2 separate regions of the Homo sapiens genome follow, and region 2 is linked to region 1. A link is a loop called in an ENCODE intact Hi-C map of the cell type or tissue named here. Cell type or tissue: endothelial cell of umbilical vein. All regions are shown on one strand. Each heading gives the region's core, and the rest is flanking DNA. Links, peaks and the distances in the headings are about the cores only. Region 1 overlaps MAEA (macrophage erythroblast attacher, E3 ubiquitin ligase). Region 2 overlaps CTBP1 (C-terminal binding protein 1).

Region 1 (16,204 bases), core at 4,444-12,443:
CAGGAAGCCACCGTGATTACATGCCCCGCACCAGAACATGAGACTGGCCCCTCCAGGACGGAGAGGGATGTAAACTGCCACCCAGGGCTTAATCCAGCACTTCTGGCCCTGTGATGAGCTTCGTGATCAATATTTAGAAACCTCTTCTGGTTAATTGCAAAAGACAAAGAGCCTCATGCATTGGGGAAATTCTTCCTTCCCGTGCTGGTGAAAACATGATGATGACACACTGAAATGCGTTGCGTTTTGTCAGCAAATTCTGTCAGAAGCACGGCAAACGCTGGAGAAGGTTTGAGGAAGCGCATCCTGAAGCTGATGGCACCGTGTGGGGGCAGCGGGCGGGCAGGTGCAGACGTTTCACGCATGTCTCCACTCACACTGCTTGCCACATTCTGTTTCAGTGACGAAATCAGGGAGGATTACTGCTGTGAGTCACCAAAGGGGAAGATGTACTGGAGGAGATGTAATTTAACATTCGCTAAGTAGAGAAATCCCGTGAACATAAAAAGCTGTAATGCAACAAATTACTTAGGAAAAATTGGGGAGATGTGATAAATAAAAGTTTAATTCTTTGGTATAACCAGAAAAGATAGAACCAGAATTTAAAAGCAAATACCAAGCCAGGCACAGCGGCTCATGCCTGTAATCCCAGCACTTTGGGAGGCTGAGGCAGGAGTATCACTTGAGCCAGGAGCTCAAGGCTGCAGTGAGCCATGATTGTGTCCCTGCACTCCAGCCTGAGCAGCAGAGTGACGCCCTATATGAATGAATGAATAAGTAAGTGAATAAGTAAAAATAAATAAGCACTGGACAAGGGACACAGACAAAATGTGTAGAAGGAAAAAAGTGTTAGGTTGAATCATATACAGTTGTTATTTTTGTAAGTTAAAAGTGATGACCGAATAGACCTATAACAGGTGAAGTTACTACAAAAAACCTCACAAAGAAAAGCCTGAGACCAGATGGTTTCACTGATGAATTCTGTTAAACATTTAAAGAAGGATTTATACCAACTCTTCTAAAAACAGTTAAGGAGGGATTACATCCCACCTCCTTCTATGAGGCCAGTATAACTTTGATATAACCTTGAACCAGACAAAGACATCACAAGAAAACCATAGACCATTGTTCCAGATGAGAGAAAATAGATGCCAAAATATTCAACAAAATCTTAGAAAACTAAGAAAATCTAAGAAAACAAAATATAGAAAGGATTATGTGTCAGGACTAAGTAGGATTTCCCCCAGAAATGCAAAGTTGGTTCAACGTGTGAAAATCAATGTCGTGTATCATATTAATAGAATGAAGGACAACAACCACATAATCATCTCAATAGATGCAACAAAAGTACTTTACACTGTGAGAAATCAGTGTTTGCTGTTTAAGTTGCCCAGTCTGTGATATTTTTGTTACAGCAGCCTGAGCTGACTAAGACAGCTGCTCAGAACAGGGAGAAAATGTTTGCCAGTCATATATCTGTTAAGGGTTTAGTATTCAGAATAGGTTAGGAACTCTTCTAGTTCATTAATACAAAGGCAAAAGAAAACTTGTTTTTTTGAGTTGGATTCTCACTCTGTCACCAGGCTGGAGTGCAGTACAGTGGCGCCATCTCGGCTCACTGCAAGCTCCGCTTCCCGGGTTCACGCCATTCTTTTGCTTCAGCCTCCCAAGTAGCTGGGACTACAGGCACCTGCCACCATGCCCGGCTAATTTTTTTGTATTTTTAGTAGAGACGGGGTTTCACTGTGTTAGCCAGGTTGGTCTCGATCTCCTGACCTCGTGATCCGCCCGCCTCAGCCTCCCAAAGTGCTGGGATTATAGGCGTGAGCCACCGCGCCCAGCCAAGAAAACATTTTTTAAATGAGCACACAATTTTAGCAAACTTCTGCAAAGATATACAAATGGCCACTAAGCACATCATTAATCCTTAGGGAAATACAAACCAAAACCACAGTGAGGTGCTGCTTCCTACCCCACCAGAAGGGCTGTAGCAAAAACAATGGCGAGTTGTTGGGTGTGAATGTGGGGAATTGAAATCCTCATACGCAGCCACCTCGGAAAACAACCTGGCCGTTCTTCAGGTGACACACGGAGTTACCATAGGACCTGGCAGCTCCCCTCCTCAGCTTATCCCCAAGACCAGTAGAAACTCTTAAGAATGTCATCCTCGGGCCGGGTGTGGTGGCTCATGCCTGTAATCCCAGCACTTTGGGAGGCTGGGGCGGGTGGATCATGAGCTCAGGAGATTGAGACCGTCCTGGCCAACATGGTGAAACCCCGTCTCTACTAAAAATACAAAAAAAAAAAAAAAAAAAAAAAGCCGGTCATGGTGGCGTGCACCTGTAGTCCCAGCTACTTGGGAGGCTGAGGCAGGAGGATCACTTAAACCGGGGAGGCAGAGGTTACAGTGAGCTGAGATCGCACTACTGCACTCCAGCCTGGGCGACAGTGAGACTCTGTCTCAAAAAAAAAAAAGAATGTCATGTCCTTCTCGATAGCAGCCAAAGGTCCATCAGTTGTGAATTCCTAAACAAATAGGTATACGAATACCACGGAAGACCATTCAGCCATGAAGAGGAGTGGAGCGTCGCTGTATGCCACATCACAGGTGAACCTGGTAAACATGCTAAGTGAGAAAAGCCAGATACAAAAGTCCACATCACGTGTGATTCCATTTATATGGAATTGGTTGGTGGTTGATTGCCTGGGTCTGAGGGGACTACAGCGGGTTCCTTTTTTGGAGTGATGAAAATCTAGAAGTAGAGTGGTTTGTACAACCTTGTGCTTATTCTAAAAACTACTAAATTGTACATATTAAAGGGGTGAATTTTACGGCCTGTGAATTGTATCAGTAAAAATTGGTAAAATTAAAAATGACATTGGGATTTTTTGTATGATTCAGCTTAATAGACAACTGAAGAGCATGCTTGCACAGTGCCGGCAGGGCAGGGGGGTCCGGCAGGGCAGGGTGGGGGTCGGGCAGGGCAGGGGGGTCCGGCAGGGCAGGGTGGGGGTCGGGCAGGGCAGGGGGCGTCCGTGGTGTGTAGCTCTGCACACAGGAGTCGGGAGTTTTTAGTCCAGGTCCATAGAAGTAGAATACCTGGGTTGAAGGGTGAGGCCCAGGTTCTGTAGCTCCCGTCAAACCCCACGCACCCTCCTCCCCCTGTCAGTCGTGTGGCTCCAGTTTCCTTCACCTCACCAGTGTGTTTTCTGTGAGCCGCATGTGGCTGTTGAGCACTTGAGATGTTGCTGGTCCAAATCGTCGTGTGCTGTCAATGTAAAGTATGCCCTAGCTTTCAAAGGTTTAGTACAAAGAGGGTAAAGAATGTAAAATATCTAATGATTATTTATTGTTTGTTTATTTTGTATTTTTTTTTGTAGAGACGGGGGTGTCTCTATGTTGCCCAGGCTGGTCTCCAACTCCTGGCCTCAAGCAGTCCTCCCACCTTAGCCTCCCAAAGCACGGGGATTCCAGATAGGAGTCACCATGCTTGGCCCTGAAAATTACTTATTTATTTATTTGAGACGGAGTCTCGCACTGTCGCCCAGGCTGGAGTGCAGTGGCGTGGTCTCTGCTCACTGCAAGCTCCGCCTCTTGGGTTTACACCATTCTCCTGCCTCAGCCTCCCGAGTAGTTGGGACTACAGGCACCCGCCACCACGCCTGGCTAATTTTTTTGTATTTTTAGTACAGACGGGGGCATCGTGTTGGCCAGGATGGTCTCCATCTCCTGACCTCATGATCCACCCACCTCGGCCTCCCAAAGTGCTGGGATTACAGGCATGAACCACCACGCCCGGCCCCTGGTAATTTATGTTAAGTGTTTAAATGAACATATTCGGGATAAATTGGGTTAAATAAAATATATTAAAACACATTTCATGTGTTTCTTTGTACTATGGCTACTAGAAAATTTGAAACTCTACAAATGTGTCTCACGCTATACTCTATTGAATTTGAAACTATACAAATGTGTCTCACGCTATACTCTACTGAATGGTACTGCTTTGTGGCTTTATCCTTTTTTTATCTGCTTCGGTTTCTCAGAGATGTTTTAAAAACAAAAAAGTTGTACTGATGTTTCTGTCTTTCCATAGCCATCCAGATTTATGATGATTATTAATACCGTGGACTTCTCTTCACCATCTTATTTTGCTTTCTATTTCCCATGCTTTTGTCTTCATTTTTTCATTTTTTTTTTGGTGGATCGTTAAGGTTTTCTTTGTTCCAGTTAATTTCCTCTTGCGGTTTGCCCAGTTCACAGCCATGCTCCACTTGTGGCAAATCAAAAAGGTCTCCACACATTGCCAGGTGTCCCCTGGGGAGCAAGTGGTCCCTGTGGAAAGCCGCTGCACTAGGTGAGCCCGGCCCTGGTGAGGGTGCCTTGTGAGTGGAGCCTGCTTGTGCTGCTGTGCCCCGCTGCTTCCAGGCGGCGCGGCCCTCCGTCTGATTGCTGGAGGACTCTTCGGTGTGGACACACCGTGGTTTGTTTACCCATCCTGGTCAATGGACAATTGGAACTGTGGTGAACAAGCATTCCTGCACCTGTATGTGGATATTGTATGTCCATTTTTCTTGGGAGTGGAATGGCTGAGTCATCTGGTAGGTGTCTTTACCTTTTAAAGAACTAAGCGCTTTTTCCAGAAGGATCATCAGAACTGCTGCCAGCAAGAGTCCAGGTATCCCGGCTCCACCAGCATGTGGTGGCGGCCTCTTGACTTGGAACTGTTCTTCTGGGTGCCGGGGTTCTCCAGAGAAACAGAGCCAGTGGCACCCACATGTGTGTGTGCGCACGCGTGTGTGGGAGTGTGCGTGCGTGCACGTGCGCACGCGTGCGTGTAAGGAGCTGTGTCACAAAGAATTGGCTGGTGCAGTTATCAAAGCTAAGTCCCGAGCCGGAGACCCAGGAGAGCTGAAATGTAGTTCCAGTCTCAGTCTCAAGGCCTGAGAACCAAGAGGGCTGACAGTAGCAGTTTTAACCCGGAAGCTGTCGGGCGGGCGGGAGATCCAAGAAGAGCCAGGGTTTTAGTCCAAGTGCAAAGGCCAGAAAAGACCATGCCCCGCCCACAGGAGGAATTCCTTCTTACCCAGCCTTGCCTTTCCCTTCAGGTCCTCAGCAGATTGGGCAGGGCCCCTCCCCAACGGGGAAGGCTGTGGGCTTTCCTCAGTTTACCCATTCAGATATTAATCCCATCCCAGAATGCTCTCACAGTCACACCCAGAATAATACTTGGCCAAATGTTTGTTGGGGAACCTGGCAGCGTCAAATGGACCCATAAAATTCACCATCGCGCTTTCCGCTGTGGTCTAATTTGCATTTCCCTGATGACTCATGATGTTGCACGTCTTCCTGGAGATTACCTGCCCTTCATAGAACTTCTCTGTGATGTTCCTGTTCAAACCTTTTCCCCATTAAAAAAATGGGATTGCTAACCGGGCGAGGTGGCAGGCACCTGTAGTCCTAGCTACTCAGGAGGCTGAGGCAGGACAATCACTTGATCCCGGGAGGCGGAGGTTGCAGTGAGCCGAGATCACGCTATTGCACTCCAGCCTGGGTGATGGAGTGAGACTGTGTCTCAAGAAAAAAGAAAAGAAAAGTGGGTTGGGGGGCTTGCTTGTCGTAATACTGAGGCTGCAGGAGTTGGCTGTATTCCAGATGGAAGCCCTTTGTCAGCTGTGCTGTGAAGGCCTTCTCCCAGTCCATGGCTCGTGTTCTTAACTTTCTTACATTGTTTTCTGAAGAGCAGAAGTTTTAATTTTGATAAGGTTCAGAGGATGGATTTTTCTTTTACAGTTGGTACATTTTGTATCCTTCTAAGAAATTGTTGCCTGTCTCAAGGATGCAAAGATTTTCTCCCTTGTTTCCTTCTAAGGAGTTTCACAGTTTGAGCTTTTGTGTTTAGGTCCGTGATCCATTCGGAGGCACTTTTCATGGGATGTGAGGTTTGGGTTGAGGGCCATCCCTTCCCTGTCCTGGCTGTTGCAGAGACTGTCCTTCGCCTCAGTTGCCTTGGCCCCTTGGCTGTATGTAAATGGACCCTGCCTGTGGGTCTTTTTCTGGGTTCCCCACCCTGTATTGACCCCTGCATCCATTCCTAGACCAGTGCTGTACTGGCTTCAGCACTCTAGCTTTATGAGAAGTCTGGCAGTCAGGTGCCATTTATCAAAATTCATTAGAATTTTTGTTAACATTTTTTAATTTAAAAAGATACTGTTATATATGTATACAATTTGCCATCAACCATTTTATACAGCAACCACTTTATCCATTTATAGCGTAGACACCGTTCCGTAAGCACACAGTACAGTCATACCATCTATATCACCATGACCCTCTCATCTTGCAAACCGGAAACTCCATAGCCATTGAACAAAACTGCCTCCTCCCCACCCCAGCCCCTGGGATCCACCATTCTGCTTTATGTGTCTAAGAGTTGGACTGTGTGAGATACCTCATACAAGCAGAGTTAGCAGATTTGTCTTTTCATGGTTGACTTATTTCACTTAGCATAATGTCTTCAAGGTTCACCCATGTTACAGTGAGTGAGAGGATTGCCTTCTTTTAAAAGGCTGAATACTGTTCCACTGTGTATTGTGTTACTTGTCCCCAGGGGGACGGAACTCATAATATATAGAGGTAGATGAGGGGATTTATTGGGGAACTGGCTTGTGTGATTACAGAGGCTGAGTCCCGCAGCAGACCTGCACCCCAGAGACCCTGGGAAGCTGGTGCGTGGCTCAGTCCAAAGCCAAAGGCCTGAGAACCCTGGGGGGATGCTGGTGTAAGTCCCAACATCCAAAGGCCAGAGACCCTGGAGTTCTGATGCCAAAGGGCAGGATCCCAGCTCCAGGAGGGACAGGAAATTGCTTATCCTCTGACTTTCTTGTTCTGTCTGGGCCCCAGCGGACTGGATGGCACCACCTACCTGGAGGACATCTTCCCACTCACCCACCAGTCTCCTCTGGAAACACCCGCACAGGCACACCCAGAAGTAATGCTTCACAGGTTCTCTAGGTATCCCAAATCCCATCAAGTTGATGCCTGAAATGAACCATTACCTGTGCAGATACGGTCATGTGTCACTTACATGGAAAAACTCTCAGAAATGCATCGTTAGGCGACTTTGCGGTGTGAACATCGTGGAATGAACTAACAGGAGCCAGATGGTGTGGCTGCTGCACGCCCGCACCGTGGTACAGCCTGTGGCTCCTGGGCTGCAAACCTGTACAGCATGTCACTGCACTGAATACTGCAGGCAGCTGTTCCACGGTGGTGTTTTGCATGGAACACATCGAAACATAGAAAAGGTGCAGTGAGAATGCAGTATCCTAATCTTAATGGGACCACTATCACCTGCACGGTCTGTTGTTGACCAAAATGTCGTTATGTGGTGTGTGACTGCCACGTTTTCTTTCTTCATTCCCCTGGTGATGGACATGTGGGTGGCTTCTGCCTCGTGGCTGCCATGAACACAGGTGTGCAGATACCTCCTGGGACCCTGCCTTCAGTTCTCGTGGCCTACTGGGGACTCAGGAGCCTTGTGCCTAACGTTCTGAGGAATTGCCTCGCTGCTCTACACGCTGCGCCGGGCACGTTCCCTGGCACTGCACGCGTGTCCCGCTGCTCCGCTTCCTGCCGTGGCATAGCTTTCGGTGTTGAGTGATCGCCGTCCTAACGGGCACGAGGTGATGCCTCACGTCTGCACTTGTGTCTCCTGAGCAGTGGTTGGTCGTGTGGAGCATCTTGTCATGTGCCGCTTGGCCATTGGTTTATCTTCTCTGTACAAGTGTCTAAGTCCTTCACCCATTTTAAAATTGGATATTTCCTTTGGTTGTGGAGTTGTAGGCGTTTTTAAAAGTGCATTCTGGATAGTAGCTCCATATGCAGATCCCTGGGTTGCAGCTATTTTTTCCCATTTTTTACTCTGTTGGTTTTTCCTGCTCTGCAGTTTTTAAGTTTGATGTAGTCCCATTTGTCTCTTTCTGTTGCCTGTGCTATTAGGAATCTATTTTTAATGCTTTGCCCCTTTTCACTGTTCTTCCTATGATACGGTCTGTGAGGTTGCCTGTCCTCATTTGGGCGAGCTGTATCTTCTGCGGGCTCATCTCTGCAGTGCTGTTTCTTGTGTCTTAGAATCTGCTGGCCCCTCTCTGCATTGCTGTTTCTTGTGTCTTACATTGTCTTTGTCCACGGATTTATTGTGTTTGATCACTAAGCAATATTTCTGAGTAGTTTTTCTGCCAGGAAGGTTTGTGTGTGCTCAGCTTTCAGCCCTTGCGTATCTGAAAGTAACTTCAGTTTGTCCTCATTCTTGAGTGATAATTTGGCTCGAGTTAGAGTCTTTAGCATTTCTGAAATTCCACTCACTCGGTCACCAAATGCCCTTTAAGGAGCCTGTGAAGGGGCTCTTGCTAACCAGCCAGCCCAGGCCAGTGGAGGGGAGCTTTTAGGGCCCGGAGTCACGTGCTGAGTCCCCCGGAAGAGGAGGCGGTGCTTTCCGGGGCTGGCCTGGCTCCTCTGGGGGGCGTGGATGTGGGGAGGAGCTGCTGTCTGGGTCAGCAGCTGCCCTGCTGGAGGGAGAGGGGGTGCTGCGCTCATCCCCTGAACTCAGATTGGATAGCCCCGGGCCAGCGCTGGAGGAGGAGCAGAGGCAGGGAGGTGGGAGGAGCGTGCGCAGAGGCGTGGGAGGCCTGAGGAGTAAGCGGCTGGATGTGGACCCTGAGAGCCACTGGCAGGGAGGTGGGGTCTTCCAGTTGTGAAGACACCGTGGCCCCGGTGAGCCCCTCCCCGGCCTCCTTCATGCCTGCGTTCTGCGTAACCGTGGCGCGTTCTGGGCAGGGCCTTTTCCCTTGCACTGGGAGCAAAGGGTTCCTGTCTGCAGCACACCAGCTGCCCGGAGCTCTGCCCTGTGCCTGAGCAGCGTCAGCACCGCGGTGAGGCGGACGGCCCGGCAGGGGTTGGAAAGTCCAGAAAGGCCCCGTTCCCGCGTAGAACTTGAATGCAGCTAAGGGACGTCCAGAGAGGCCTTTCCTTTTCTGGTGGCGGTCTGGAATGTGCTGGTGTGCGGATGCTGTGTGGGTTCCTCCGCGCGAGCGAGGGTGGTTGTGCCGCTTTGTCTAATGGTCTAATGGCGAAGACTTTCTGTCCTGCTCTTGTGAGGCGCCTGCACAGGCAGAGCAAAGACTGAGTATATGCCTTGCGTCCTTTAGAAATTCCACCTCGTGGCAGGACACACTCAGATAGGGTCTCCAGTGGGAGAGTCCTGCAGGCCGGTGTCGGGCTGTGGTGTCAGGGCCTCGGGGGGGCCTTCCCCAGTGGGTCTCGTTGAGCTCGCTTGCACTGGTCAGGTATTTATGGAGAGCTGAAGTGCTGTCTGCTGTGACTTCCCATCCACTAGATGTAGAGCAGACGAAAAGAATCTTTCCCGTCTTTCCTAAGCAGTGCCGAATCCTTGGGAGAAATCTTGAAGGCAGGCAGTGTGGATGATGGGACCCCAGGCTGCGTGGCACCAGCAAGCTTGGTTCCAGATGCCACACACGGTGCCTGGCTTCGAGTCCGTCTCCTGTTGTCACTGCTTTGTGAGTTGGTTAAGCGTGTTGTGTCTTGATAGCTTCCCTGCCCTCCTTCTCAACATCCTGACTCATTTGCTCACCAGCAAGGGTGAGTCCTGCTCGGTAGCAGACGGTGATGCTGGCTGCCATTTGCAAAGCCTCCTGTGTGGCTGTCTGGTGTGGACGAGAGCGTGTGCACCCTGTCACCCGCGGTGGGTCCACGTCGGCGCTGGGGGATGTCTGAGTGGAGGGCAGCTGGGGCCAGGCCGAGTGGGGAGTGGCAGCCGGGGGAACGGGCTCAGGGCCGGCCTTGCCACCCGCCTCCTGCCCCTGCTTTCGGGGGGAAAGTGAGTCTAGGGAAGAGCCCTGCTGTGTGGCTCCTTCCTCGGCTGAGGCCAGTCCTGTCTCTGTTGCCCTGGCTGTCCCTACTTCTGGGAAGCCCAAGCGCTGAGCTGCGTCCAGGTCTCCCTCACTGCAGCCCTGCCTTCCTCACGTGGCCTCACGGCTAAGCACAGTGGCTGACACGAGGTCGAGGCGTGCCCAGGGCCGGGGGAGCAGGCGGTACCCGAGAGTCTGTCCTCCCATGGTTGGGCACGGCTGGAGAGGAGGCGAGGTGGAGCGCTTGTTCTGGCACAGCTGCGACGGCAGAGTTGGGCCCACTGCTCTTGGGCGGCAGCACGGCCGTGTTGCTGATGCGCTGTGTGGTGAGCTGCCGGCCACCAGTGCAGCCAGGACCGCAGGTGGTGTTTCCTGCGGGAGCCCGGCCACGGAGGCCGGGGAGCGCTGGGGCGTGATTCTGTCGTGCCGCTTTCAAACCGTAGAGCACAGGAAACGGGCGGAGAAGAACTCAGCAGCGCTTCTCTCAGAGGGACAGAAAACTAACAACGACTTTAAGATTCTCCTTGATTGGCTTATTTCCACAGGGAATGGATGGTTCTTACGACTGGGGAAGGCAAACGCTGTCACACAGGAGAGGTGTGGGTCGTGCACTTGTGGCTTCCCGTGCGTGTGTGAGGCTTGCTGTGCCCAACCCCAGCCCGTGTGGAGCCCACGCCCCATGCACCCTTGTCCCTGCCCGGCCTGGCCTCGTGTGGTGGCGCCTGCAGCCGCAGCAGCCTGGCTGATCACCGGCCAGGCCTGTGTTTTACCGTCTGATAGCCTCACACCCCGGTCACTCCTCTCCTGTTTGGAAATTTCTTTAACTGTTCGTTATTCTGGATGAACTTTGGGATTATTTTGTCAACATACACGTACAATGTTTTTGGCAAAAATTGGGGTTGCTTCTCATCCAGGGATGTGGAGTGGCTCTCCGTTCAGCAGGGCTTTTGTGGGTCTTGGTTGAGGTTTAGAGTAGATACTTTTGAGACCATGAACCTTCTGAGACTTCTGCCTCTACAAGTGCCATGAGGAGACCTGGTGTGTCCTGGGTGTGGGGCTGGTGGGGCTCACACCAGGGGAGCAGATCCCTCACCATCCTCCTTCCTCTCCAGGTGCCCTACGAGACGCTGAACAAACGCTTTCGCGCCGCTCAGAAGAACATTGACCGGGAGACCAGCCACGTCACCATGGTGGTGGCCGAGCTGGAGAAGACGTTGAGCGGCTGCCCCGCCGTGGACTCCGTGGTCAGCCTGCTGGACGGCGTGGTGGAGAAGCTCAGCGTCCTCAAGAGGAAGGTTGGTCCCGCCTGGCGGTCCCTCTTCAGTCTGGGGCATGGACACCCCTTTTGTCTCGAAAATGAGTCCTAAGACAGGCAAGCTGCAATGATGGGAACGCGGGAGGTGCGGTTGGGGGCCCCCTTCCCTGCTGTCTGCCTTCTGGGGCCACTGTCGGCTGAGCAGGCCAGCTTCCTGTTCCTGTAGGGACCGTGTTGTCTTGCTCCAGGAGTGTCCAGAGTCCAGGCCACAGGGAGACCAGGATGTATAGCAGGTTGATTGATTTTTTTTTTTTTTTTTTTTTTTTGAGACAGAGTCCCACTGTGTCATTCAGGCTGGAGTTCAGTGGTGCGATCTCAGCTCACTGCAGCCTCCACCTCCGGGGTTCAGGCGATTCTCCTGCCTCAGCCTCACGAGTAGCTGGGACTACAGGCGCCCACCACCACGCCCGTCTAATTTTTGTATTGTTAGTAGAGACAGGGTTTCACCATGTTAGCCAGGCTGGTCTCGAACTCCTGACCTCAGGTGATTCACCTGCCTTGGCCTCCCAAAGCTGAAATTACAGGTGTAAGCCACTGCACGCGGCCTGATCGATTATTTTTAGATGGAATTTCACCTCCAAGGAGCATGTGGAGTTCCTTGTCACTGGGATTGGTGGACAGGGGCCTTGGGACTAATCTGGCCCACTGAAGACACCCAGAAAGTGGGATGAGATATCTTGAAACGTCGCACTGAAAATACCCAATAAACCATGAAACCGAAAGGAATCGCCAGGCCAGAACCGGAGGGCAGGGGTCAGAGGTGAGCAGCAAGAGACTGCTGTTGTCCCCTGGAGTGTTGGCCAGGCCAGATGGAGGTGAGGACCGATGACCCAAGCCTTGGAAAGTGGGGCCCAGTGGAGAGAAGGTGGGACCCCACGGTACTACAGCTCAGCGTGGGGTGTACCAGAAGTGGACTGGCGTTGACACAGCATTGCAGCCTACGTTCAGAGGACTGGGATGATTGGAGACCCTCAGCCTTCACTCCGGTGAGGTGGTCCCGGCTGGTGGTGCCTTCCAGCTCCGGGCAGAGTCAATTCAGATTCTTTCTTGGGGAGGATACCTTCAATATGGGCATAAGATGATTCTTAGATTCTCAGTTTTCAAGTACAACGTCCAGCACAGAGACAGCCTGGGCAACAGTGAGACCCTGTCTCAAGACACCACGATGGACTGGAGACCCAGCAGGCAGTAGACAGAGGGCTGCACGGACTGCAGGTGCAGGGGCTGCCAGGTGCCACACCTTACTGTGCTTAAAGAACAGAAGCAGGCTGGGCGCGGTGGCTCACACCTGGAAAGCACTGTGGAAAGCTGAGGCAGCAGAATCACTTGAGCGCAGGAGTTTGAGACCAGCCTGGGCAGCACAGGGAGACCCCATCTCCACAAAACATTAAAAATAGCCAAGCGTACTGGTGCCCTCCTGTAGCCCCAGCAGATACTCAGGAGGCTGAGGCAGAAGGATTGCTTGAGCCCAGGAGGTCAAGGCTGCAGTGAGCCACGATCATGCCACTGCACTCTAGCTGGGCGACAGCGAGACCCTATCTCAAAAAAAAGTTTGAAAGTCTCTGCAGGGAACAGACAGTATAAAAAGTGATTTAAGGCTGGACACTGTGGCTCACTTTGGAAGGGCGAGGCAGGTAGATTGCTTGAGCCCAGGAGTTTGAGATCAGCCTGGGCAACATGGCAAAACCCCATCTCTACAAAAAATAGCCAGGCGTGGTGACACACACCTGTAGTCTCAGCTAATTGGGAGGCTGAGGCAGGAGAATCGCTTGAGCCCAGGAGGTCGAGGTTGTAGTGAGCAGAGATTGTGTCACTGTACTCCAGACTGGGCAACAGAGTGAGACACTGTCTTAAAAAAGTGATTGGGCAGGCACAGTGGCTCACGCCTGCAATCCCAGCACTTTGGGAGGCCAAGGCAGGCGGATCACCTGAGGTCAGGAATTCAAGACCAGCCTGGCCAACATGGCGAAACCCCGTCTCTATTAAAAATACAAAAAAATTAGCCGGGCATGGTGTACGCCTGTGGTCCCAGCTACTCGGGAGGCTGAGGCAGGAGAATCACTTGAACCCAGGAGCTGGAGGTTGCAGTGAGCTGAGATCGCACCACTGCACTTCAGCCTGCACAGAGACTCTGTCTCCAAAAAAAAAAAAAAATTCAGAATTTAAAAGGGACTAAAATTTCAAGAAATGGGAAATATAATAACCAAAAATGAAAAACTCAACATTTGCCTATAACAGTTTAACAGTTAACAGACAAAGCTAAAGACAGAATTAGTGAACTGGAGGGTGATCGAGAATGGAGCACAGAGACTGAAAAATCAAAGTGGCTGCGAGAGTAAAGCATGGAATAGAGCAGAAACCTGTGGCATGTTTCACCAGAGCCCACCAGTGGGTGGGGACAGAGATGGTGCGGGGAGAGTGACCAAGGTTTCAGAACTGATGAGTACCACCAGGTCAGAATCCGACACAGAGTAAGTGAAAATAAACCGACATGGGATTTTCCCGTGGTGGAACTGAAGAAAACAGAGACAAAGAAATATTTGAAAAGCTCCTGAGGGCAAAAGATGACTTCCAAAGGGGCAACAGACAGCCGGACAGCTGATTTCTGCACAGCAGTTGGAAGCCAAAATTGGTAGAATGTGCTGAAAGAAGCCAGCCCGGATCCTGGATCTGTCCAGTAGTCAGTCGCCGTGTGTGCTGTCAAATTTTTAGCGAAGAATTCAGTTCCTCAGTTGCACCACTGCCCTTAAGTGTGTGGCAGCCACGTGGGCTGGTGGCAGCTGTGTTGGGCAGCACAGGCCTGGAACGTTTCTATCTAGCCCGATTCATTTTTAACAAAATTGACTTTAAGAAAAAAAGTATTGCAAAAGATTTTTTTAAAGTCACCTTATAATGATAAACAGTTTAACCAGAAAGGCATAGCAAATTTGAAATTGTATGCATCTGGCAACATGGCTTCAGGGTATATTAATATAAAGCCAGAAATAGCAGAGAGAAGCTGCAGATCCAGGGTGGTGGATTTTCACTGCCTCCGTCTGCAGCTCTTGGGCCAGGCACACCTGCCTAGCGGACTCGGTAGAGCACGGTTTTTTTTCTGTCCCGTAATCCCTGCTTTTCTCCTTGTGAGTGTTGTGGATTGGGGCAGCCTGGCCTCCCTTGGTGCAGGGCTGCGGGGCATCCCTGTCCTGAACGTGCCTCTGTTGTGTGTGGCTCAGGCGGTGGAATCCATCCAGGCCGAGGACGAGAGCGCCAAGCTGTGCAAGCGCCGGATCGAGCACCTCAAAGAGCATAGCAGCGACCAGCCCGCGGCGGCCAGCGTGTGGAAGAGGAAGCGCATGGATCGCATGATGGTGGAGCACCTGCTGCGTTGCGGCTACTACAACACGGCTGTCAAGCTGGCGCGCCAGAGCGGCATCGAGGTGGGTGCCCGCCAGACGCAGGCACAGCGCCCCAGCTGGCCCCAGGCCTATGGCCAGCCGCCCTGTGGCATGTCCCCCGGCATGCCTGTGTCCCTACATGCTTGTGTTCCCCTCCCCCCACCCCCGTATGCTTGTGTTCCCCTCCCCCCACCCCCGTGTGCGTGTGTCCCCCCTCCAGTGTGTGTGTGTGTCCCCCTCCCCGTGTGCGTGTCCCCCTCCCCCCATGTGCATGTCCCCACCCCTGTGTGCGTGTGTCCCCTTCCCGTGTGTGTGCCCCCCCCCCCCCAATGTGCGTGTTTCTCCCCCACCCCGTGTGTGTGTCTGCGCTGTGGTGAGGGCCTCCTCCCCAGCTGAGAGGCCCTGACCCTTTGTGGAAACGCACCTGGGACTTAGCCTTCTGAAGGCAGGAAGTCAGTGTCTAAGCGGCTCTCCAGGTTCTTCTCATTTCCCTGTGGTGTCTGCACACATCCTGCTTAGGATTTTCCCGCCCGATACCTGTACCCCGGGTTTTGCGCTGACACATGCTCCATTGCTTCCTCGTGAGAGCTTTGCCTTTATCTCAGGCGGGGTGCGTTTTCCGTGTTTTCTGTGGCACCCTGTAGAAACACGTGGCACCCTTGCCCTCTGTGGCTACAGCTGAGCAGACGCTGGGCGGTGCTGCCCTCTGGCACCTTTGGGCCAGGTTAGCTGGGGCGGCCTCTCTGCCATCGGGCAGTTGTCCACTGCTGTGGGGGCCCATGGCAGTTGGAGCCTCCCAGACCAGCACTTGGGCCCGTCGCCCTTGCCCCTGTCCAGATCCTGCTGTGGGAGCACAGCCTCACCTGACTCGGGTTAAGGTGGCGTCCGTGTTCCATTTGACTGAGATGACAACACTTGAGAACCTCTCAGGCAGGACTTGTGCGAGAGGATTGTGCCCCATGGCCCTGTCCCGGGCCCAGCCTCCCCATGCCCAGCCATGCGCCTGGCCCCACAGGCCTCCCTCCCATGCTGCTCCCTGCCACGGCTCCTCAGCCCACCTCCTCCCTGCTTCTGTCTAACCAGGGGTCTTCTCTCTTTCCACGGCTTAAATCCCACCCACATGTGTGTGGCTCCCACCTGGGGCATCATGGGCCTCAGCCCTGGCTGAATTCAACCCCAGCACAAGGCTCCCTTCCCAGCCTTGGAGGCGGCCTCACATTGTGCAGTCCAAGGCCTCGGGTGCCCATGGGGCCACACTCACGCCCCCATGCAGCCATCTGCACGCCCTGCTGGCTTGCAGCCTCCCCCACACTCCTGTCACGCTCCTGCCCAGCTCCCCAGCCTTGCGGCACTCCAGACTCACCCCCAGGCCCACCCGGCCCCACACTCCAGACTCACCTGCAGGCCCACCACGGCCCCACACTCTAGACTCACCCCCAGGCCCACCCCGGCCCCCACACTCCAGACTCACCTGCAGGCCCACCCGGTCCCACACTCCAGACTCACCCCCAGGCCCACCCCGGCCCCCACACTCCACACTCACCTGCAGGCCCACCCGGTCCCACACTCCAGACTCACCCGC
Region 2 (15,406 bases), core at 7,370-15,369, 76 kb before region 1:
CGCCCCCTAGTCTGCGCCGAGTGGCACCAACACCGTGAGCCACACGCTGCCCAGGGCTTCCACATTCCTGTAGCCACCACACACGCGGATTCCACGCTAAGAACAACCCAGACAGTGTGTGCACAGCAGAGGGCAGATGGGGACATGCACACCCTGGGAGAGCCTGAGTGGCTGGTGCCCAGCACCGGCCCCGCCTGGAGCATGAGGCTCTTCCACAGAGGGTGGGATGGGGCTCAGGGACAAGGGCGAGGGGCGGGGCGGGGGACGGGACGCAGGTGTTCTGCAGTCAAGGGTGCCAGGTGGGCAGCCGGGGTGGGGTAGGGGTCCCGTCCACAAGGTAGAGGCTGCAGCGTCAGGGGGCTCGTGTCCCTAAGGACAGAACTGCTCTCCTCAGCTCCCGAGGCCGAGGGAGCGCTGACCTGGCCTGGTTCATCACAAGATCACCACAGACAGAGGGGCCCGCGCCGAGAGCGAGGGAAGCAGCTGCCCCCCAGCAGCTCCAGGGGGGCCTGCCCGAGAGCCCACAGGACGACCTGGGCCAGTGCAGGGCAGAACGCCCATGGTAAACCCCCACAACCTGCCAGGTCCACCCTGCACTCCTCAGGACGCCGGGGTCCCCGCACCTGCAGTCCCCACCCACACTCCTCAGGCCAGGCCTGGGCGGGGGCCCTGGCAGGTGGGGTCCTTAACGAACGGGGTGGCCACAGCCCTACCCTCTGAGGGCATCCCGACCTGGGTGTTCCAACCCCCACTCAGCACGGGGCCCTGGGAGGGGCTGGTTGGGCCCAGCTCCACAATCAGCCTGGGAAGGCGCCGCCCTCAGGCCTCAGAGTGGCCACGGGAAGAGCCCGGGGCCTTCAGGGCCGGGACCACAGACCCCGACCCCAGGAGAGACAGGACACATGACTCTGGGGGCAACACACCCACCTACTCTTACCAGGGGAACTACAGACATCCCTGGCCACACAGACACAGCCCATACCCCCCCCACATCCCACAGTCCCTCGTACACCTCAGGTGAGGTGTCAGACCTGTGGCTGCAGGACAGGCGGTGACCTGCAGGCAAGGCACACATGAGGCGCCTCCTGTCCTGTGGGCTTGCTCTGGAGACAGCGGAGGCACCGCCCCCTGGACAAGGCCAGCAGGCAGTCCACGAATCTGAAGGTCCACAGAGCCCCGAGTCCCCGGCCCCTCCCGACCTCTGCCCCAACCTGGGCTTCCTGCCCACCCTCCCTCCTCCCCTCAACAAACCACACATGCGGGCCATGGCCCTGACATAGGAGGGGCCGCCCAGGCCTCAGATGGGCAGAGGTGTGAGGAACAGGCACCTCAGGGCTCTGGGATCCTCACAGGCTCCAGCCAGCCCTGGGGTCCTGGTGGGGGCACCAGCAAGACCGTGAGAGACGTGTCCAGGAAGAGACAGGCACGTGTTCCATGCACATCCGTGAACCAACCTCTCCCACTAACCTAGGTGTGGCCGCCTCACCGAGACCACCCGAAACGTCCGATTCCCCAAACGCTGGCGGGACAAGGACAGCGGTCAGCAGGAGTGGGCTGCCTGGATGTTTGGGAAGCGGGGGGCCGGCCGGTCAAGGGGAGTCCCTGGCATGGCAAGGCCCTTGCATCCCCATGGGGCCTCCTGAGGAACCCGCGATCTGGGGAGACAGGCAGCTGGGCCAAGGTGTCCAGGGAGTCTTCAGAAAAGGTACACCACCCCCGCCCACCCTCTCAGGGAGCACCTTCCCACCCCACACCTGGGCCCCGCCCAGATGCTCCCCCTCCCTCACGGGGCCCCTCACCTGGCCTCTCCCAGCTCTACTTTCCCTTAAGACATGGCTCTACTCCCAGGATCTCACACACGCACACACACACGTGCACAAACATGCACACGCTTGCCGCTCTGAGCTCAACCTGGGCCTGGCTGTGTGGGGCCGGTTCACCGCTGCATGCCGGACCCAGGACAGTGCTGGGCCCAGGATAGGCGGCTGCAAAGCGAGTGGGCAAATGAAGAGCGAGGGGTCGCTGAAAGGCAAACCACTCCCCGGGGATAGGGCCAGCGCCAGGGGCAGCTGCTGGTGACCACGGAGGAAGCCCACGGCTGCCCGAACCCCGGCCCCAGCAGGATCTACACAGCCAGCTCCAGGGGACTCAAGGGGCGAGCACATGCTAGACCGTGGTTGATGTGCGTGCCCACACATATGCCGGTATCTATCTGCGTACGTGCCCATGACTGACATCAATGTGTGTCCATGTGAGGTCATGTGTATGGTGTGATATCCATGTGTGGTGCCCATGTGTGCCATGTGATACCCGTGTGTGTGTGCTGTGACATCTGTATGTCCCCGTGCGGCCCATGTGTGTGCTGCGATGTCCATGTGTGATGTCTGTGTGGGGTCCACGTGTGTGCTGTGATGTCCGTGTGATGTCTATGCAGGCCTGTGTGAGACCCATGTGTGCTGTGTGAGGCTGTGTGTACTGTGACATCTGTGTGTTATCTGTGCGTGCCCATGAGGCCTGTGTGTGCTGTGATGTCCGTGTGTGATGTCTGTGAGGCCCACGTGTGCTGTGGCGTGTGACATCCGTGCAGGCCCGTGAGGCCCACGTGTGTGCTGTGACATCCGTGTGTGATGTCTGTGTGTGCCACGATGTCTTGTGTGAGGCCTGTATGTGTGCTGTGGTGTTGTGTGTGACATCTGTGCAGGCCCTGTGTGCTGTGACGTCCGTGCAGGCCAGTGTGAGACCCATGGGTGTGTTGTGATATCTGTGTGAGGCTGTGTGCTGTGACATCTGTGTTATCTGTGTGTGCCCGTGAGGTCCACGTCTGTGCTGTGATGTCCATGTGTGATTTCTGTGTGCGCCCGTGAGGTCATGTATACTGTGATGTCTGTGAGGCCCACATGTGTGCTGTGGCATCTATGACATCCGTGCAGGCCAGTATGTGTACTGTGACATCGGTGTGTGATGTCTGTGTGTGCCATGATGTCTGTGTGAGGCCCACATGTGTGCTCTGATTTCTGTGTGAGGCTGTGTACTGTGACATCCGTGTGTTATCTATGTGCCCATGAAGCCCATGTGAGTGCTGTGACGTCCGTGTGTGTTATCTGCATGTGCCCATGAGACCCACGTGCTGTGATGTCTGTGTGAGGCTGTGTGTGCTGTGGCATCCGTGTACGTTATCTGTGTGTGCCTGTGTGAGACCCACGTGTGCTGTGACGTCCGTGCACGTAGGGCACACGCCTGGGACTCCCGGGCCCTGGTGCCTGTGCGCACTCAGTCCTGTCCTGGGTTGGGACCGACACCTGCAGCAGCCCCACCCCGCCCCGGGCCTCTCCTCCTGGGCACAGCTGAAGAGCGGCAGCGCCAGACACAGGGAGGGACACAGGCGTGGAGCTGCGGCCGACGCACCAAGTCCGATGATGCCCAAGGTCTCCCCGCGGATCCTGGCAGCGCCGGACGCCACCTCGCGGATCTGCTCGACGCTCTGGACTCGTGTGCCCTCCCGCAGCGCCTGGTGCAGCCAGGTGGCCCGCCGGTACAGGTTCAGGATGTGGCACAGCGTCGAGTCGGCCGTCTCCTCCACAGACGCCGCGGGCACGTTGCAGACGGCAATGCCTGTGGGGACAAGGACACGGCGGTCACCCCCGGGCCGGGCCCAGCCTCCGGGAGGACACCGGGGCCGCCGTGACTGGAGCGGGTTTGAAGCTTCCCAAGGAAGAAGCCAAAGGCCGTGTCCCCAAGGCCACCCCGGGAGGCCACGAGATGAACACGTTGCTCACAGGTCGGGCGCAACAGAGCAACTCCAGGAGCCCCACCTCCACTTTAGGTTCACGTGGCAGCACACACACGGCAACTGCTCGGTGTGTGGTAGGGCTGGGGTGTGAGACGCTGCCCTGACCCCTCCCGACTCAGCGCTGGCAGCCCAGGAAGAGACAAGCACGTGTCTCCCCGCGTCACCTCGCCACCCCGATTCCTCTCGGGGGTACCCTGCTGGGAGGCTGTGGCCAGGTCAGAATCTGGGTGCCGGCCCCGCCTGCACACCCCTACGTGGACATCCGCACATGTCCTCAGGCCTCCCCCAGGCCCAGCCGGGCCCCGAAGCCCCTTCCGCCCTCCATGCCCCACCCCTGCAGTCGGTAACACTGAAGCTGGAGCCATTCCTGGAAAGCAAGTCCATCCCATTTCTCCCGAGTGGCCAGGCACGCCCATGTGTGACCCCTACTCCCCGCTCCCGGCCTTGTCCCCAGAGACAGGCCCTTCCCCAGCCAGTGCCCCTCCCTGAGCCTATTTACCCTCATCCCTGGCTTGTCCCTGGCCAGGGCCGCCCCTGCACGGCACTTCCCACCCCATCCGGATGATTGCATTCCTGTGTCCGACTGGCCATCCGTCTCCCTGGGGAGGAGGAGGGGGCAGGAGGCCAGGACAGGGCTGCATTCATAGGCCCGGAAGCTGGACAGGACCGTGTGGTTCCGCAAGGGGTCCCGGGGGCCGGGAGAGGGCCTGATGTGGGGCGGCGCAGGCAGGGGCTGCATAGCCCCTAGACACAACTCACTTGGACGTAAAAATGTTAAACAAGGGAGACTGAGGGAGAGCCAAGCCAGGCGCCACACGAGATTGGAACAAAGACCTCCTGAGGGTGGGCCAGATCCCAGGGGTGCCCCAGACCATCCCTGGCTGAAGAACAGAGCCCAGGCCTGGGAAACTCCACGGGTAACAGAGATGGTAAACAGCAGGGACCCCTCAAAAAGCACCAGGCATGCACCCGACACCACACACCCAGGCCTGCACCCGACACCGCAGCCGGCCCTTCCTGGGACGCCACCACAGAGACAAAGGCGGGAGGAGGCTGGCACACAGGTTTGGCCCATGGGCGCCGGCGGAAGCAGCTGAAGCCAGTGCAGGAGACCCCCAGATGGAGGCATGGCTTCCGACACCACCTGCGTCCCCCGCAGGAACACAGACGGTTCCAACTTTGCAATGCCATAAACTGTATCCTAGGAAAAGGGAAGCAAAACCGTGAGGCGCTGGCCAACTGTGGGCAAGGGCAGGGTACAACCTCGCCTGTTACCAGCATCGAGAGGAGGAGAAAAAACAGACCGAGCCTGGCAGAAAACAGAAAGTGCGCTCCAAGCAGGACGGCCAAGCACCGCCCCAAGTTTGTTCTAATGAGTGTCTGTACATGGATGCAGACACATGTGCATGTTCCATGTGCGTGTAGGTGCACGGGTGCAGACGTGCGTGTTCCATGAGTGTTCCATATGCTGAGTGCACAAGCAGAGGTGCATGTGTTCTGTGTGATGAGCATGTGATCCATGTGCTGAGTGCGTGTGCACAGGTGCAGATGAGTGTGCGTGATCCGTGTGCTGAGTGCATGTGCACGGGTGCAGATGAGTGTGTGTGTTCCATGTGCTGAGTGCACATGCACGGCTGCAGATGTGCGTGTTCTGTGTGTGTTCTGTGTGCTGAGTGTGCGTGATCCGTGTGCTGAGTGCGTGTGCACGGGTGCAGATGAGTGTGCAGGATCCGTGTGCTGAGTGCATGTGCACGGGTGCAGATGAGTGTGCGTGTTCCATGTGCTGAGTGCACATGCATGGCTGCAGATGTGCGTGTTCTGTGTGCTGAGTGTGCGTGATCCGTGTGCTGAGTGCATGTGCACGGGTGCAGATGAGTGTGCAAGATCCGTGTGCTAACTGCATGTGCATGGGTGCAGATGAGTGTGCGTGTTCCATGTGCTGAGTGCACATGCACGGATGCAGATGTGCGTGTTCCGTGTGTGTTCTGTGTGCTGAGTGTGCGTGATCCATGTGCTGAGTGCACAGGTGCAGACGTGTGTGTTCTGTGTGCTGAGTGCACACGTACTGGGTTGCAACACGCTGCTGTTCCCGCTGTGTCTCGGGACAGAGACCTATGAGCCCTATTACAGCCATACACTGACGGCCCTGCCCTCACCCCCAGGGTCCCAGTACCCAAGCAAGGGGCACCAGCCAGACATGCATGCAGACCTGTGTGAAGCCACAGCTGGATTTCCTGCTGCCCAAAAGAGAGGAAGTGCCCTGAGATGAGGCTCTGTGAGGAACTGAATGGCTGCAACCTCATGCCGGCCCCAGACGGGACCACGAACCACCGCCAGCCACACCAGGCAATGTGCAACGGGGTCCTCAGTGTGGCAGTGAAGCCTCCATGGACGAAGCAAGACGGGACGGAGCTTGCATGAATGGGCACAGGAGAGAACTCGGAGCCGGCCTACCTAAATCCCCGGCCGACTTGATGTCGATGTTGTCAAAACCACTGCCAATCCGGACGATGATGCGGAGGGCTTTGAACTTCTCCAGGTCCTCCCTGGTGAGAGTGATGGTGTGGTACATCAGGGCCCCCACAGCCTCGTTCAGGACCTGCAGCGAGAAAGCACACAGGCTCAGCCCGGAACCTGAAGACCCTCGGGCTTGGCCTTCGGGGGTGGGGCTGCCCCGGCTGGGAAATTAGCCTGTGGCCCTCAGGCTTGTTCCCCAAGCACCAGCCCGGACACTGGGAGAGGCTACATGAAGGCTTCCCCGCCACGCGCGGCCCCTCAACCTCTGCCCAGGCGTCCTGAGTCCCAGCAATTCCCACCGCAGCCTCCTCAGCCGCATGTAGGCTGCAGGCCGGCACTGGTCAGAGTTGCCCGCTCCCCACTGTGGTGGCTGAGATGTCTCCTTTTGAGCGTGCGCCCCACCGAGACTCTGCTCAGCCTTGTGGAAGAAACGGGGTCCCGCCTGGCGAGGACACAGGAGGGGGGGTGCGGCCACACCCAGGAAGGACACTGAGCAGGTGCAGCTGGGTGGGGTGGCCAGGGAACCTGAGACCTGCAGGCCCGGGGATGCAGGTAGAAAGTGGTAAGTCCCCGCGGCACACAAGCACGTCGGCGGAGGCAGGCAGACGCCACCCAGCCGTAAGGATACATCCACAGGAGCATGCACTGCCCCCGTGTCGCCCAAGAACCTGCCCAGAAATGCTGCCCCTGGCTGGCGAGGCTTGGGTCTGAGCAGTGTTCACAACAGTCACGTTTTTAATTTCAGTGTCCATGACAACTCTTAGACCGGAACAGCTCCCGCGAACAAAGACCTGGCACACAGCACAGCAGCCCAACCCTGGCGCCTCCACTCAGCCAGTACATGGCATCGCTGTGGTCACGGCCAACCCCACCCTGCCAAGGGCTCCCAGTTACCCCCAGCCCAGGGAGGGCAGGGGCAGTGTGGGGTGCAGAGGCACACAGGTGGAGGAAGTGCCCTAGGCCGAAGAACCAGGTGCAGCACTGGGCACAGGGTGGGGATGTGTGTGCACCACCTGCGCATCCACCCACACCCAAACACATCCACCCGCACACGTCCATCCCACACTCCCGTGCATGACAACGCCCACCCACGGGTGCAGAGATGCTCTGTGCGAACAGCCGTGGCTGAGGACACCAGGACATGCAGGCCTCGTCCACATGGGCATGTCCGAGTCCCCGGAGACACCAGTGAGCCTCCCATGTGGACATGACTCCCACCCACCACCTGTCCAGCGGGGCCCCAGGTACTCCTGACGGATCAATGGCGCAGGCTCAGCACAGAGGTTGCCGGGGCCTAGGTGGCGTCTTTCCCTCCCTTCCTGCCGAGCATGGAGCCTGTGGATCCCGGGCGGCAGTGCCTGGGTTGCTGGACCGCAGGGCGTCCTGTGGGAGCTGACCCTGCCTGGGTCCTGGGCAGAGCAGCTGGTGTTGGGCAGGCATACGTGGGCAGGGTGAGGGCAGCCCCCAGGAAGACGCTCACCACCCAGCTGCAACCCCTTCTCCTACAGTGCCCGGACCTCCAGCTTAGCCAGAACAGATGATTCCCTTTGAGGCTGGCACAGCCTCCCTTCCCTCCTGCCCACCGCAGGGGACCTAGAGGAGAGGACCATGGAGGACCACACAGACCAGGGCCACAGCAGAGGCTGGGCAGCAGGGGAGGGGAGCCCTGGGCTAGCCTGGGCATTCTCCAGGAAGAAGGGAAGGTTGGAGCACCTCGGCTGCAGGAGGCAGGGAGGCATCTACCCGGACCACAGAGGAACAGGTGTGTGTAACACTCATCAGTTCATGGACAGGGCTGATGGCTGCCCCGGGCCTCCTGGGAGGGCTTTGAGGCTGCATGCATGCAGACCCCTGGTGCACCAGACGCAGTGTGGACGGGGTGACCCCTGGTGCACCAGATGCAGTGTGGACGGGGTGAACCCTGGTGTACCACACTTGACCAGACGTAGTGTGGACGGGGTGAGGCCACAAGGACAGCATGGGCAGGCAGAGGCCAGCAGTGGGCGACTGGTGCACAGCTGTGGTGGAGGCGAGCGGTGCGGCCAGGAAGACCCCTGCGCTGCGTGGACTGGAGATGGGCGCCCACACACCAAGGAGGTGCTTCGGGCAGCCTGGCAAAGCAGCCGCAGCTAAGAGAGAGTCACCTGCAGATGAAGCTTCGTCGGCACCCACTGTGGGCAGGAGGGGCTGCGCATGCGAGCGGTGGGCAGAGGCGCAGTGGGAGATGGGCCCTGGGGTCAGGGACAGGCCTGGTGCCAGACGTGAGCCCGGGGGGCTGGCCTGGGCAGCTGGATGTGCAGGGGCCACTTCCACAGTGTGTGTGCAGAGGCTCGGCATGGACAGGCTGGACAGACCCACACCACACAGGCTTGTGTGTACGCAGGCAACAGCCTGCTTTCACCCGGAGCACTGGCCACGGGCCTCGAAAAGTCGATTCTGAACCGCGGCACGTCACCTCCCGCACATTCGGAGGAGACAGCGATCAGATTCACGTGAATATGACGAATATTCATCCGCGCAGCCTTAAGGTTGCTTCCTGCATCGGCTCTTCCGTGATGAAAATCTATCTCATCTAGGTAAGCTCGGAGAAGCCGAAGCGTGCGCCGGCCAAGGGCCCTCCTTTGGGCTCCGGGCGCGCCCACCCAGCTGAGCTGTGAAGCGCAAGCTGCCTCCCCGACGAGGCTTTCATCACTTGCCTGTGCACGATTCTTAATACACTTTTTTCAGGTCCTTGCCCTTTTCCCTACTGAATACAGGTTTAACAACATAGTATTAGGTGAAAGCATTCTCACTACAGGAATCTGAACATGGCTGGGGCACCCCATGCCCCGACCTCCACCACGTACCAGGTTGGCCTGTGCTCAGCTGCAGGGCCACAGCTGCTAGCATGTGCGCTTTACCACGTGGCGGCCACGTCATCCACAGGTCCACAGGCCAGGGTGCCACAGCGGCTCAGCCTCAGGGTCTACCTTCCTTTCCCCCTCGTGGCTGCCACGTGGCTGCTCCACCCCGCCTGTTGCATTGGTCTCCCACGGAGAAAGTCTGCAGGAGGTGGGTGCAGCCAGGTGTGTCCCTTTAGATCGGGGCCCAGCAGCCTCCCAGAAACCACCTCAAGCCAACACCCACTGATGTGTCCCCTCCACCGCCAGGGGCTCAGCCCCACTCTGCTCAGTGCCCTCAACTCCAGTGCTCAGAGCAGGCTGGGGAAAGCTGGGTGCCCAGGAAGCTCGGCTGCCACCGGGCTGGAAACAGACCCCAGGACGCTCCTGGTGGCAGCTGGCTCTTGGGGGTCAGGAAGGGGCCCGCCAAGCCCACCTCCTGCCATGCAGTTCTGCCACCTGCTTCTGTGCTCAGGACTCGACGTCGCACTTACCTTTCCAGACCTCGTGCACAGGGGTGGCTTACTCTGTGAAACTGCTGCTCACATCAGGTCACCATCAGGGCAGATGTTTCTCTACGACACGCAGCCACATGCAGGCCCAGGGTGGGGCTGGGCTGAAGACCGCAGGTTTCAGATTTCCAGAGAAACTGCCAAAGCACCATCGAGACCGGCACGGCCGTTTCTATCCCACATGAAGGGCCAGGCCCAGGCTCCCTCAGCACGGCTGGTGCAGGGCTCAGCGCAGGCCAGGCCAGGGGTTACCGGCGGTGCCTGCTGCACCTGTGAGAACCCAGGAGGCGCACCCCGGTTCTCATACACCGCTCTGTCTGTACCAAACGCCACCGCCCTCATCCATTTTCTGTCGGGATTTTTCTGTTTCTACTGATTGGGAGGAGTCTTTGAATATATAAACTTTTTCATTTACTTATTTTACAGACAGGACCTCGCTGGACTGCAGTGGTGTAATCATGACTCGCTGCAGCCTTGACCTCCTAGGCTGAAGCGATCCTCTGGCCTTGGCCTCTGGATACGCTGGGATGACAGGCACAGCCCCTGCACCAGCTCTGAGTGTTATCAGACATTCACCCTTAGGCTGGCACACAAATTGAAAATACCCAACCCCTACCTCTCCCGTTTTTATTTTTTAAATTTATTTTGCTATGTCATTCTTTCTTTTTTTCCTTTTTGAGACAGAGTCTTGCTCTGTTGCCCAGGCTGGAGTGCAGTGACACGATCTTGGCTCACTGCAACCTCTGCCTCTTAGGGTCAAGAGGTTCTCCTGCCTCAGCCTCCTGAGTATCTTGGACTACAGGCGCGCACCACCACGCGTGGCTAATTTCTATATTTTTAGTAGAGACGAGGTTTCACCATGTTGCCCAGGCTGGTCTTGAACTCCTGACCTCAAGTGATCCACCCGCCTCAGCCTCCTAAAGTGCTGGGATTATAAGCGTGAGCTGCTGCACCCCACCTTGCAATGCTGTTACTTCTAATTGCCATTTAATTAAAGTGACCTTTTCCTCTGTAGTATCACATTTTCCACAGAAAACATTGTATGTTCTGTATTGTCATAACCTCAGGTAATAAACACATTCTCTTGCAAGCGTTCCTCTAACTGCTCTTCATTCAAACACGTGGCCGCTTCAGTAGGCAGCGAGCATCTGTGGTGGGGGGAGCTGCTGCAGTTCCTGAACGGCCACCCCAGGGGCCCCAGAATTCACCGACTCCCCAGTCCTCGGCCCACACACCTGAAAAGCCACTGCCTGAGTCCTTGGGTCCTGCTGGGTGGGATTGTCTCTGATCCTCTGTCCTGTCTACTCTTGGTGGTACCAACACTGCCCAACTGGATCTTCTAGACCTGAGAGGGGGTCCTGGGGTCTGGACATGCCCTGCGGGGGTCGCACTGCACCCGAGGCTCAGCTGGGCACTGGGCAGTCTGCCTGGAAACAGGCCCCTGCATACGGTGATGGGGTCTCTGTCCTCTTGGTCCTAGAAGCGACTGTGACCCGGTATTAAGGTCAGAGCCCACGGCAGCCCGTCTCTGTGCCAGCCGCCAGCAAGAGACCGAGGGGCTCCAGGCCTGTCCTACACTCCATTACCATGACAACGCCAGCTTGTGTGTTTTTCCCAGTCACCATGACAACGCCTGCTTGTGTGTTTTTCCGGGATTTCTAATCACTTCGTTTCCTGCACAGCCCCAGCACCTCTGTCTGGCGGAGCTTTCTGGTGGCCTCCCCACCCCCAAGGCGTGGAGATGCTTGTCTTGCAGGAGTGCAACTGTCCAGCTGGCTGCAGGTCCTCGCAGGCCACTGCGTCCTGTGCCCTCCCGGAGCCGCCCTGCCGCTCCAGGCCCCGCAGCCCACACCGGACGCAGCCTCCAGGCTCCAGGGCTTCCTTTTTCTTGCTCAGCAGTTTGATCAGATGTGCAGTGCTGGGCTGAAAACCCTTCTCCTGTGGAAATTCCAAAGCAGGCGAGTGGGGCTGGGCTGAGTCTTGTGTCCCGGTGGGTGACATCCCCCACCCGTGGTATCAGTAAAATCCCAGTCCTGAACCTGAACACTGGGGCGCCTCCCAGGCCCCGACATTCTTCCCGCTCCTCCTGTGACCGCACTGACGGTATCACGTTCTCTCCCTCCACGGCACTCAGACGGCGGCGACCTCCAACCAGCTATGCGGGAAGTTTCTGCCCCAGGAGGCAGAATTCCTGACTAACAGTGGCACACAAAGCAGGTGTTCAGTTTCCTCCCACGCCAAAGCCTGGAGACAGGGAGCCTGCGGCCCCGCTGCCCTCTCCACAGCCACGAGGGTCCCTGCCTCCTGCCTTGTTGCTCCACGGTTCCCAGCACGTGGCTCCCCTCACAGTCCAAGGTGGCTACCCCGGGTTCCAGCCAGCAGGGACGAGGAGGGGACGGCAGGGAGAGGCCCTGCTCCCCTCTGTTCTGGAGCTCAATCCTTTGGCCACCCCTAGTGGCAAGAAAGCGTGGGCAGCCAAGTCCTCCCACAGGACCACACACTGCGAAACGCGGACTCGGCATCCAGGCAGCCCCTGCAGACTCCACACACAGCCCCGGGAGGTCACGGCTTCTCTTCACCTCTCTGGCTTCTGCAATGTCCCTGTGTCTTTGAGCTTCCTGTTTTTATGAGATTTTCACTCATGTTTTTAATTTCAAGCTCTCCTAGTTCTTGGGGGCTCCTTTCTGTGGCGCCGGCTCTGCTTCTGGTTAGGGGCTGCTTCAGGCCCCTCCAGGATGCCAGGACGGTTCCCAACACTCTCGTCTCTTCCAAGAATCCAGCTGCATCCCCTGGGGCAGTTTTCTGTGTATTTATGTTGTCCTTTCTCTGCCCTGGGCTGTGCAGCCTGGGTGGGGAGCAGGAAGTCTGTCTCATGCCAGGGCCCACGCCGGCCCCACCCCAACCACTGATCTGCATTTTATATGAACCTGTCAAGGCAGTTTGGGATTACTGCAATTTTAGAAAAACATCTGTTTTGCCTTAGCTTTCCAATTTGTTGGCAAAACTGTTTGAGTATTGTTTACGACACCAAAAGTTTTCTACGAGCCTCTTTTTTATTCTTACGTGTGCATCTTTAATACAAATCCAGCTTCCCAATGAGAAAACCGTACCTAACAAAGGGCACTGTCCAAACCGAGCTGGTGCCACACAACTCCCTCAGGTGTGCACCACGGGCAGTTCACCCACAGCCCCTTGCATGCGTGTGGACATGCCCACGTGACGTGCCAACGTGCCCATGTGCCGATTCCAGACACCGGCCTGCCGGCGGCCCCCCCACCTACACCCCGGGCCACTGTTTCCGTCACGCTAATCCTATCACCTGGGGATGAAGAGATCATACAGTGTGCACCCCTTGAAACCAGCTTCTTCACTCGCCATCATGCTGCCGAGATCACCCAGGGTGTGGCAGGGACCCAGCGTTCATGCCTGTTGCTGAGGAGGACACCGAGGGAGGTGGCCAGCATTTGCCTGGCCACTCACCCACTGAAGGACAGCCGGTGGGGGGCGTCCTTCTGGTTTGGGCTATGGTGAGTTAAGCTGCTAGGGAGCATGACGTGCAGGTCTGTGTGTGGACGCGCATTCCGAGTCTCCGGGATAAAGGAGTGTGGCCACTGGGCTGCATTACAAGCACGCATCTACCCGTGTGAGAAACCATGAAGAATCTTCCAGAGCGAACGCCCCAGCAGACGCTCCCGGCAGACCACGCGCATTTTTAACATCAGATTTTCTTCCGTCCATTTTGGAAAGGGTTTTGCTGTCATCATCACTTCCAACCCCTTCCCTCTCCTGTTCTGAAGTTTCTGCAAGAGCGACCCTTCCTCATCTCGCCCTCTCCCGCGTTCTCTCCTTCCCTCCTGTCCGCTGCCGCCTGGTCAGCTGGTAAACCCGCCCCTCAGTTCCACCGATCAGCTTCGCCGTTTTCTCAGATCCGCATCTCATTTTCTCCCCTAACGCTGCTACGCCCCGTTCCAGAGTCATCAGCTCTTCGTCGGTGTCTGGCCCAGCCTCCTGGGGGCTGGGCTGGGGTGATCGGCTCGTGGGCAGCACGGGGAGCTCCTGCGGGTGGCACTGCTTCCCTGGCTTCTGCGTTTTGCGCATCTCCTTGACTGCCTGGTTACCTCTGTTTGCATGTGATGGACCCCGCACCAGATGGTGATTTGTAGAAATGACCCGAGGCCTCGGCTGACGCTGTCTTCCTCTAAAGGGGCCGTCTTACTTCTTTTGCCAGGCACCTGGGGCCGGCAGTGCGGGGTCCCCAAAAATCCAGATTCAAGGTTTCCTGGACATCAGCAGGCTGGGTGCCGATCGTGTGGCGCGTCAGAGTCCAGGTCACCCTCACTCCAGATGTCACCTTTCAGGCCATGGATATCCCGGCAGGGCCCCACACCCAGCAGGCCAGTGATGCCACCAAAGCCAAATTCAGCCTCTCAGCTACTTCTTCCAGAACAGCCAACACCCCAGGCCAGAGTTGGCAAGGCCCGCCCGTTCCTGCAGGTTATAGGCCTCTCCAGGCTGCAGCCTGGGCCTGGCCCTATCCTGTGAGCTCCTGGGGGCCCAGCTTCTTCGTCTGTCTTCAGGGAAAAGCTGCTCTGAATCACTGATCCCTGGCTACAAGTAGAAGCCAGACCAACCTAGTTCTCATCACGGAGGAGCCTGTGGGTCTCCTGAGCAAACAAGAATCAGGAAAGCTGCCCAAAGGCTGCTCACTGCTGGACCAAAGCCAGGCCGCGGGCAATGCCGAGACCGCCCGTGTGAAGACCGCCGCGCAACTGGGGCCGGGGGAAGCACCTTACTCCACCCCCGCCACAAAAGCTGGCATCCCGAGGACCTGCTCTCTGGGAAAAAACTGAAAATGAATCAAGAAGCCACAGGGCAAACCCGGTGTCCACCTCCTGATGGGGCTCAGGACAAACCGAGTGTCCACCTCCTGATGGGGCTCAGGACAAACCCCGTGTCCACCTCCTGATGGGGCTCAGGGCAAACCCGGTGTCCACCTCCTGATGGGGCTCAGGGCAAACCCGGTGTCCACCTCCTGATGGGGCACAGGGCAAACCAAGTGTCCACCTCCTGATGGGGCACAGGGCAAACCAAGTGTCCACCTCCTGATGGGGCTCAGGACAAACCCGGTGTCCACCTCCTGATGGGGCTCAGGGCAAACCGAATGTCCACCTCCTGATGGGGCTCAGGACAAACCCGGTGTCCACCTCCTGATGGGGCTCAGGGCAAACCGAATGTCCACCTCCTGATGGGGCTCAGGGCAAACCCGGTGTCCACCTCCTGATGGGGCTCAGGGCAAACCCCGTGTCCACCTCCTGATGGGGCTCAGGAGAAACCGAGCGTCCATCTCCTGATGGGGCACAGGGCAAACCCAGTGTCCACCTCCTGATGGCGCTCAGGACAAACCGAGTGTGGGGCTCAGGGAAAACCCCGTGTCCACCTCCTGATGAGGCTCAGGAGAAACCGAGTGTCCACCTCCTGATGGGGCACAGGGCAAACCGAGTGTCCACCTCCTGATGGGGCTCAGGATAAACCGAGTGTCCACCTCCTGATGGGGCACAGGGCAAACCGAGTGTCCACCTCCTGATGGGGCTCAGGACAAACCGAGTGTCCACCTCCTCATGGGGCTCAGGGAAAACCCGGTGTCCACCTCCTGATGGGGCTCAGGACAAACCGAGTGTCCACCTCCTGATGGGGCTCAGGGAAAACCC

The links. Hi-C counts contacts between places; a loop is a spot of excess contacts. Peaks named below come from ENCODE experiments on the same cell type or tissue, not always from the same donor. Only the 100,000 strongest peaks of a DNase experiment are listed, where the experiment ranks them.
Region 2: a loop joins it to region 1, with 4 times the contacts of the local background. A loop is called at or near these places in 3 of 110 quality-filtered maps.

The regions. Positions count from the first base shown.
Region 1 is chr4:1,300,937-1,317,140 of GRCh38, forward strand. MAEA (macrophage erythroblast attacher, E3 ubiquitin ligase) reads left to right here. Exons shown (of 9, transcript NM_001017405.3): 2 at 11,043-11,225; 3 at 14,461-14,664. Among named protein-coding and RNA genes, the nearest start is that of MAEA, 19 kb to the left of the region's middle. RefSeq lists enhancers at 7,082-7,979, 8,877-9,774. In endothelial cell of umbilical vein, for the core only: no CTCF peak of the experiment used is centred there; a DNase peak (open chromatin) is centred at 8,575; H3K4me3 peaks cover 189 bases.
Region 2 is chr4:1,221,955-1,237,360 of GRCh38, forward strand. CTBP1 (C-terminal binding protein 1) reads right to left here. Exons shown (of 10, transcript NM_001012614.2): 4 at 6,245-6,389; 5 at 3,406-3,612. Among named protein-coding and RNA genes, the nearest start is that of CTBP1, 19 kb to the right of the region's middle. RefSeq lists an enhancer at 11,973-12,528. In endothelial cell of umbilical vein, for the core only: a CTCF peak has its summit at 12,161 (motif pointing left); a DNase peak (open chromatin) is centred at 11,417; H3K27ac peaks cover 2,377 bases.